Linked DNA regions of Homo sapiens: region 2 is linked to region 1. A link is an interaction called in ENCODE POLR2A ChIA-PET data of the cell type or tissue named here. Cell type or tissue: OCI-LY7. All regions are shown on one strand.

Region 1 (5,000 bases):
AAAACTGCAATGAGATATCATCTCACCCCAGTTAAAATAGCTGTTATCAAAGAAAGAAACTAAATGCTGGAGGGGATGTGGAGAGCAGGAAACACTTGCTCACTGTTGGTGGGAATGTAAATGGGTACAGCCACCATGGAAAACAGTATGGGAGCTTCTTCAAAAACCTCCTTAAAAAATTAAAAGAGTAAATTTTATGGTGTGTGAAACAAATCTCAATACAAATAATTTTACAAGATAACCAGTGATATAAGTCAGCCCAGAAGAGCTAAATAATGGTATAATGTCCTGGTGCATAGGAGAAAATAATTGCTCAATAATATAGCACAGGTGGGAGCTCAATAAAATTGGAGTATTAGAAGAAAACCTCATGGAATAGGAAGGATTTGAGATGAATCTTAGAGAATAGGTAGAACTTAGTAAGAGAGAAAAAAGAGAAGACTATTCCACGTAGGGGAACAATATCTAAACAGGAGGAAAACAGAAACATTCTATTTGTGTTCAGGAGCAATAATTGAATAACCAGGCTGGACTGTGGCTAAATTAGGGTGTAATGAGAAGGCAGTAGAGAAAAGTTAAAACAATACTATGCAGGATCTTATATGTCCATGGCATCTGGACTTTAATTGGTAAGCACTGGAGAATCATTCAAGATGTCTAAGTAGGGATGTAACAATTCCAATTAATCGTTTATAAAATAAGTGAAACAGCAGGAGCAAATGAGAAACTAGGCCTAAAGTGAAGACTAGAAAGAAGAGGAGAGTTGGATTTTAGAGACATTTTAGAGTAGACAAAACTTAAAGTACATGAGGAACTTCATTAGATAAAAAGAGTGAAAAAGGAATAAATCAAATACATCTCTCAGCTGTGAGTGTGGATGATGGGGGAGGATGTGAAGGGAGAGAGACAGGAAGCTAAAAAGGAGGTGCATGGGAATTAGACCGCGGGCTCAGACTGGACCAGCTCTATAGTTTTACATTGCAGATAGGAGATCATTATGAAATAATTTGCAAATACCCGGACATGCAGGCTTGGAAATCAGATGAGTAAACAGGATTGAAAATGCAATTACATGAATTAGTTACCTAAAATTGATAGACTGAGTTATGGGAATGGATGAGAGTTTTTGGGGGAAGGTAACACTTTGTAAGGAATGTGCACATTTGGTTGTCAGAAAAAATGCAACTAGTGAAGATGAAATTGTGTATGTCTAAGAAAGTAGGAGAGAGAGTTAAGAGTGTCCCATCTTGGAAGCTAAGGAAGGGCATGTGTCTCAAAAGGCAAGGAAGCAAAAGGGCAGTGTTGTTAAATCTCACAGAATGAGAATTGAGTAGAATCCACTGGATTCAACAATTAAGAAGTCATTGGCAGCATTTGGGGAAACAATTCTAGAAAAGTATTAGAGAGAATAGACAGACTGTAATTCACTGAAAAATGAACGCGATATGAAAACATTCAAACCTGAAAGCAGACTCTGCTTTTGAGTTGTTTGGTTGTGAAGGACAGGAGAGAGAGAATTCAATGGTTTGCACGAGCATCTAGGCAAGCAATTACCTCAGAATGGTGGAAGGTCTAGAGCCTACAGACACAGCTAGATAAAAGGGCTACATTCAGTCAGCAAATTCAACAAATTCAGCTTTCCATGTGCTTGGTACTAAGTGCTGTGTATATAGGAGTAAACAACATAGACAAGAATTCCTGCCTTTGTGAAGTGTAGAGAATTTAGATGAATTAGTCTCCATCTCACTAGTGAGTAGTCAAGAGGATGGTGCAGGTGTAATTTAGACACTTCTATTCACTTAGAGCTAAAGTTCAGTCATATCACTTATAATAACTCATTGACAATTGGGTGTTGTAAAATTTTCTTCAAAGCAATTCTTGCTCATCTTTGATGGAAACAACCACAACAGCCAATACAGTAGCAACAAATCTCTGAGGTGCAGCATCAATGACAAGAACGATACTGCTCCATGAACCAGGTGAGATCAAGGAAACGAGAAGTCCCCAGCCCTAAAGCATCAGAAAGCTCTCATTGCGTAAATAGCTCTGGCACCATTTTTCATCAGCTTCTGCAGTAACAGATTTGCCCAGAGATGTATCCACAACTTTCTGTACTTTTATCTTTATAGGAAATGAAACTTGTTGAAGTTACGCTTTTGCGTTTTGCAGGAAACAGCTGCAGTAAATCAGAATTGATGACAGGAACAATGCATCACGAGATGACAGAAAACTTTATTAAGACATTGAATGCAACACACAATTTTTCTTCTTTTAAATTTGAATTAGGTGCTTGTCAAAAAAAAAAAAAAAAAGCTAAGATCCATCTAGGATATACTATTTTGCAGGCCTTTTGTTTGCCAGTGTGGAACTGCAAGAGATTCTCTTAAAGACTTTTTCTTTCCTGAGTTCTCTTGAAAATGTTTAATTAGCAAAGCTCTGAGAAAGACAAATTCAAAAAAAGGCTCTCATTGAACAGGACAAAATGGAGTAGAGTTCAGCAGAATTGAGTTTTCCGCAGGCGTTTAGCATTCTAACCTAGGATGCATGCTATTTTTAAAATCACTAGTTTTCACGGCAGCTGTACTGATAAAAGAAAAACTTCAGCCAAATTAAATTTAAAGGCGTTTAATTGAGCAATGAATGATGCGCGAATCGGGCAGCCCCTCCTCTAGCCAGAGGCTCAGAGACTCCAGCACAGTCACGTGGTGGAAGAAGATTTATGAACAGAAAAGGAAAAGTGATGTACAGAAAAGGAAATAAGGTAGAGAAACAGTTGGATTGGTTACAGGTTGACATTACCTTATTTGATCACGGTTTGAACAGTTGACTACATTTGATTGATCAAAACTTAGTGACTGGCACAAGGGTAGGCTACTGTCTGTTTACACCTCCACTTGTTATAGTTCACGATGTAAAGAAAAACTTTTAGGCCAACCTTAAAATACGTAGGGAGGCGGGCAGGGCACAGTGGCTCACGCCTGTAATTCCAGCACTTTGAGAGGCGAGGCGGGCAGATCACGAGGTCAGGAGATCGAGACCATCCTGGCTATACTAAAAATACAAAAAATTACCCGGGCGTGGTGGTGGGCGCCTGTAGTCCCAGCTACTCGGGAGGCTGAGGCAGGAGAATGGCGTGAACCCAGGAGATGGAGCTTGCAGTGAGCCGAGAACGTGCCACTGCACTCCAGCCTGGGTGACAGAGCGAGATTCCGTCTCAAAAAAAAAAAAAAAAAAAAAAAAAAAAAAAAAAAAAATGTAAGGAGGCAGCTTTAGGCTAGACTTGATTTAATTGGAATTATCTGGGGACCTTTTAAAAATCCCAATGCCTAATGCTAGCCCAGAGATTCTTTTTCTTTATAGTTTATTTTATTTTATTATTATTATACTTTAAATTTTAGGGTACATGTGCACAATGTGCAGGTTAGTTACATACGCATACATGTGCCATGCTGGTGTGCTGCACCCATTAACTCGTCATTTAGCATTAGGTATATCTCCTAATGCTATCCCTCTGCCCTCCCCCCACCCCACAACAGTCCCCAGAGTGTGTTGTTCCCCTTCCTGTGTCCATATGTTCTCATTGTTCAATTCCCACCTATGAGTGAGAACATGCAGTGTTTGGTTTTTTGTCCTTGCGATAGTTTCCTGAGAATGATGATTTCCAGTTTCATCCATGTCCCTACAAAGGACATGAACTCATCATTTTTTATGGCTGCATAGAATTCCATGGTGTATATGTGCCACATTTTCTTAATCCAGTCTATCATTGTTGGACATTTGGCTTGGTTCCAAGTCTTTGCTATTGTGAATAGTGCCGCAATAAACATATGTATGCATGTGTCTTTATAGCAGCATGATTTATAATCCTCTGGGTATATACCCAGTAATGGGATGGCTGGGTCAAATGGTATTTCCAGTTCTAGATCCCTGAGGAATCGCCACACTGACTTCCACAATGGTTGAACTAGTTTACAGTCCCACCAACAGTGTAAAAGTGTTCCTATTTCTCCACATCCTCTCCAGCACCTGTTGTTTCCTGACTTTTTAATGATCGCCATTCTAACTGGTGTGAGATGGTATCTCATTGTGGTTTTGATTTGCATTTCTCTGATGGCCAGTGATGGTGAGCATTTTTTCATGTGTCTGTTGGCTGCATAAATGTCTTCTTTTGAGAAGTGTCTGTTCATGTCCTTCGCCCACTTTTTGATGGGGTTGTTTGTTTTTTTCTTGCAAATTTGTTTGAGTTCATTGTAGATTCTGGATATTAGCCCTTTGTCAGATGAGTAGGTTGCAAAAATTTTCTCCCATTTTGTAGCTTGCCTGTTCACTCTGATGGTGATTTCTTTTGCTGTGCAGAAGCTCTTTAGTTTAATTAGATCCCATTTGTCAATTTTGTCTTTTGTTGCCATTGCTTTTGGTGTTTTAGACATGAAGTCCTTGCCCATGCCTATGCCCTGAATGGTAATGCCTAGGTTTTCTTCTAGGGTTTTTATGGTTTTAGGTCTAACGTTTAAGTCTTTAATCCATCTTGAATTAATTTTTGTGTAACATGTAAGGAAGGGATCCAGTTTCAGCTTTCTACATATGGCTAGCCAGTTTTCCCAGCACCATTTATTGAATAGGGAATGCTTTCCCCATTGCTTGTTTTTCTCAGGTTTGTCAAAGATCAGATAGTTGTAGATATGCGGCGTTATTTCCAAGGGCTCTGTTCTGTTCCATTGATCTATATCTCTGTTTTGGTACCAGTACCATGCTGTTTTGGTGACTGTAGCCTTGTAGTATAGTTTGAAGTCAGGTAGCCTGATGCCTCCAGCTTTGTTCTTTTGGCTTCGGATTGACTTGGCGATGCGGGCTCTCTTTTGGTTCCATATGAACTTTAAAGTAGTTTTTTCCAATTCTGTGAAGAAAGTCATTGGTAGCTTGATGGGGATGGCATTGAATCTATAAATTACCTTGGGCAGTATGGCCATTTTCATGATATTGATTCTTCCTACCCATGA
Region 2 (5,000 bases), 100 kb before region 1:
TTTAACTCTGTTTATGAAACACTATAATAACTCCAATTTCACTAACAGTAAAAGCTAAAATCTTTACAATGGCTTACATAGCCCTATATTAACCGGCGCCCCATTATTTTTTCTAACTTGTTTTCTACTACTATTGTGCTTGCTCACTCTGTTCCAGAAATACTGACTACATTTTTCTAGGAACCTTCATTGAAGAATTCATTCTAACTGTTCTCCTGAGATGTTCTTTCCCAGCATATCCTTGTGGTCAAAACCATCACTTTTTCAAGTCTTTGCTCAAATGTCACTATGGTAGTTTGAACTGTTGGTCACAATTTTTTACTTTTAGGTAATAATAATATATTTTCATACTCTTGCTGTGATCTCATGGTGCTTAGATTATGCTTCCCTGCTCTTTAATTTAGGACTTGATCATTTTATTTGTTTTAGCTGGGATTTTAACAAACATGACCCAAGCCAAAGCTTGAAATGGTCTTGTGTGATTAGGATTGTCCTCTTGTGTTCTTGCTTTTCATTGTGAGAAGAATATGCCTCTAGTAGTCACTAGTCTAAAGGCAATAAGATACATATGGAGTGGATCTGGACCTGTCCTATAGCTTGAAACCAGGCCAAGAGCAGTTGAATCTCTGCCAAGTCTGCATGAGTAAAAAATAAATGCTTGTAATTGTATGCCACTGGGTTTTTGGTGGTTTATTATATAACAATAGATCAGTAATAGAGTCACTTTTTCAAGGAGCCCTACCTCAACCATCCAATTTTAGATGATAACCTACATCCCTTTGCCACTTTCCCAAAAATTCCAGTCCCCCTTAGCCTACTCTTTTTCTTTCTGCTTCTATGGCCTTATCATCTTCTAATATACTACACCATGCTAGAATAAAAGCTCCATAAGAAGTGGGATCTTTGTTTTGTTTGCTAATGTATCTCAGGCACCTAAAACAGTGCCTGACACATCATAGTACTCAATAAGTACTGGTTGAGTGATCAAACTCCAAATGTGATATTATAATAAACTTTACTCAGGATTTTGTAGGAAACATGGCACATCAACCACCATAATATCTTCTTCATGATATCCCCTTTAAAGACAATGGCACATCACTCATCATACTATCAGTCACAATAAAATTCAATTTCAAAATCTCTGTTCAATTTTACCAAATACTTCTTGAATACAACACAAAGATTTTATGCTTCTTTCCCTACACAAATTGTATATATCCCACTATTTCCTCAGCAGTTATGCTCTCTCATTTTTTATTTGCCCCACTGGCAAAATAAATACCATATGGGCAGTTGAATAGTCACCAACCATTTTCTGTTTTCCCAAAATGCCCCTTGGGCATCTTATCATTTTTCTCCATATCCTAGAAGAATGTAAAATGTAGCCTTTTAACAAAATAGACTCTTATTATTAAAGAATATCACTGATAAGAATCTAAGTTTTTTCATATTGGTATATTATTTTCAACCAGGTAAAATGAGTTCCTTGAGAATAGAGATTGTGCATTTTTAGTGTTCAGTCTCTGGCACACTGCTTGACTGATAAACAGTCATTACATGTAACGAATAAATTAATGAATAACAATCAGAAATTTGATTATTTACCACAAGCAAGGATGACCAAAATGGGTATGCCGTTAGTAATGCAAGAGGAATATATGTGGCTCCAAATGCAGTAGTTTGTGTGAGTAACAAATACATCCAGAGCAGTCCCAGGCAGTGAAGAAGTATGCCAGTCATTACTTGTATCACCTAGAAGAAAATAACACTATCACTAATTATTATTTTAGTTCAACCTTTGAAAGGAATACACATCAAGAAAAAGCCATGATGAAGACAGAAGGTGATGACCTAACAGAATTTTAAATTTCTCAACATTCAACTCAGATAAGGAAAGTTTATTATTTCAGAGCAGTTTGTAGATATAATGACTATGTACCTGTATGGTCAAGAATTCTTGACCTAGGTCAACAATCTTATCCTGAATATACAGCTTTTATGTTCTACAGGCAACTAGACTTGGTATTTCTGACCTTCCCTAGATTTCTCTTATTTTACCAAAGCTGATTTTTGGACTTTGGTTCCTTTTGTTCTTCCCACCTCCATAACATCTATAACTGATAGTCCTGGGTCCTTTATAAGAGGGTCCTTTCAAAAGGATAGTGAGCCTTTGGGATCCTTGGTTTTCTGTCACTCTTCCAAGGGGCTATTTCCTGATGTGGAGGTCTCAGATAATTTGTACCCACAGAAGTTATAGGCCAGCTATGACAGTTTCTGAGCCATAGGAGGAGGACAATTCTAAGTTGTATGAAGAGCCCTCTAACGTATCACTGTAGGGCCTTCCAGTTGGTTTTCAGGTAGATATTTCTCAGGGGTGCTTTTGTTCTGCCACAGCTGAATGAACCAACATTCCGACTCTCCCTACCTACACCCCCAGGTAAGCGCAGTGGTTAAGTTTGAAAAAGCTGAAGGAGCAGGATTGGAGTTCATAACTTAGCATCTTTTGCCATACTGCAACCATATTTTCACAATGTCTGGGGATTCCTGACATATTTTTCTCACAGATTTTCTTAAAACACTGGACATCTCTACTTGAAGTTTGCAATGAGCTTCTGTTCTGGTGTGTGATTCTGGGGAGAGCCAAGAAGTGGCTAATTAATGAAAATACTATTTTCACTTACAGATTAACCCCTAGGCAACACAAAACTATGCATTTAGAGGTACTTCAGGCAGGCTGTGGCAGGAAGCAAGGGGAAACTGGAATGGATAGGACTTTTCCCACTGATTGACATGCTGTGCACATTTCATCTCCTTGCTTGGCATGGAAAACGATGACTTTCTCTGAAGTCTGAGTTTAGTGAAGGATGTAGAATTTAAAAATAACTTTATTTTTTAAGTAATTACAAATTCATAGGAATTTTCAAAACTAGTATGGACAGGTCCTTGTGTCCTGAATCCAGATTTTCAGAATGGCACCATCTTACATAACTATATGACGATATCAAAGTTAGGAAAATAACCTTGATATAGTGTGTGTGTATAGTTATGTGTCATTTGAGCACATAAGCATATTTGCATAATCACAACCATAATCAGGATACAGAACTATTCTATCACCATGAAGATATCCCTCATGCTATATCTTTATTGTCCCAACAATGCTGAACTTCTGGTAGTCACTAATTTGTTTTTCTTATCCTCACTATTATCATTTTGATAATGTCAAATAAATGGAATAATTCAGTATGTTCATTTTGTGATTGGCTTTTTTGTTGTTGTCCAGCAAAATACCTTTGAGATCCATCAAGTTGTTATGTGTAATAATGTAGTTCACTCCTTTTTAATTTCTGAGTAGTAGTCTACGGTATGAACAACTAGAGTTTATTCAGCTCTTGAGGGGGTATTTTGATAGTTTCCACTTTGGGAGCTATTACAAATAAAGATGCTATGAATAGTCATGTGTAAATTCTGCAGACATCAGTTTTCAGTTGTCCAAGATAAATACCCTGGAGCTCACTTGCTAAATTTAATGTTAAGTGTATGTTTAGTATTTAAATAAGATGTCAAACTATTTTCGAGAGTGATTGTATCATTTTTATATTCTCATTGGCAATGTAAGAGAGATCCAGTTTCTCTGCATCATCTCCAGCATTTGGTATTGTCACAATTTCTTATTTTAGTTGTTCTAATAGGTTTGTAGTGATATCTCATTGTGGTTTTAATTTGCATTTCTCTGGTGGCTAATGATGTTGAGCATCTTTCTATATGCTTATGCCGTCTGTATATCTTCTTCAGTGAAATGTCTTTTCACGTCTTTTGCTGGTTTTAAAGTTGGATCATTTGTGTATTTTCTGCTGTTGAGTTTTAAGGATTTTAAGAAGGATATTCTTAGACACAAATCCTTTGTCAGAGATGTGGTTAGCAAGTATTTTCTCCTACTCTGTAGCTTGTCATTCCATCTTCCTAACAAGGGTATTTCACAAAACAAAACTTAATTTTGGTGAAGTAAAATGTATTGATTTGTGTCTTTTGTGGATGGATCATGTTTTTAAGGTCATGTTAAAGAGCTCTAGAGTCCTAGGTACTAAATATTTTCTCCTATGCTTTCTTCTAAAAGTGTTATAGTTTTATATTTAAACATATTATTCATTTTGAATTAATTTTTGTATAAGGTAGGAGACTTTAATTTGAGGTTCTTTTCTTTTATTTTTTGCCACTGGTTATCCAGTTAGTCCAACACCATTTTTAGAGATGACTATACTTCCTCCGTTGAATTACTTTTATAAAAAATCAGTCAACCGTACTTGTATGAGTCTACTCATGGATTCTGTGTTCTGTTCCATTTATCCATGTATCTGTTGCTACACCAATACCACACAGTCTTAATATCTGTAGTTATATGTATTAAAATCAGGTAGTATGTTTCCTTTCACTTCATTCTTCTTTAAAAAATTTTAGCTATTCTAGCTTCTCAACCTTTCCATAGAAATTTTAGATAATCTTATTTAAATCTACAAAAAATGTTTCCAGGATTTTGATAGGAATTGTGCTAAATCTATATGTCAATTTTGGGACAATTAATATTTTTACTATGTTGAGATTTTCAGCCACAAATATAAATGGCTTTTCATTTATGTAACCTACTTGGAATTGTTTTATTTTATTTAATTTATTTTTTTTTCAGAGGTGAAGTTTTGCTCTTGTCAACCAGGCTGGAATTCAGTGGCATGATCTTGGCTCACTGCAACCTTTGCCTCCCAGATTCAAGCAATCCTCCTGCCTCAGCCTCCTGAGTAGCTGGGATTACAGGCACATGCCACCACGCCAGGCTAATTTTTGTATTTTTAGTAGAGATGGGGTTTTACCAGGTTGGTCAGGCTTGTCTTGAACTCCTGACCTCAGGTGATCCACCCACCTCAGCCTCCTGAATTCTTTTATTAGTATTAGATAATTTTCAAAATATAAGTCCTGTACATATTTTGCTAAATTTATACCTA

The links. ChIA-PET counts read pairs that join two places held together with the same protein. Peaks named below come from ENCODE experiments on the same cell type or tissue, not always from the same donor. Only the 100,000 strongest peaks of a DNase experiment are listed, where the experiment ranks them.
Region 2: POLR2A ChIA-PET joins it to region 1 with 5 read pairs; 2 of 35 experiments call an interaction of 5 or more read pairs at or near these places.

Annotation. Positions count from the first base shown.
Region 1 is chr11:60,474,312-60,479,311 of GRCh38, reverse strand. No RefSeq gene overlaps it. Among named protein-coding and RNA genes, the nearest start is that of MS4A12, 16 kb to the left of the region's middle. In OCI-LY7, no CTCF peak of the experiment used is centred here; a DNase peak (open chromatin) is centred at 2,111; H3K4me3 peaks cover 2,973 bases; H3K27ac peaks cover 3,199 bases.
Region 2 is chr11:60,574,612-60,579,611 of GRCh38, reverse strand. It overlaps the pseudogene MS4A19P. Among named protein-coding and RNA genes, the nearest start is that of LINC00301, 39 kb to the left of the region's middle. In OCI-LY7, no CTCF peak of the experiment used is centred here; no DNase peak of the experiment used is centred here.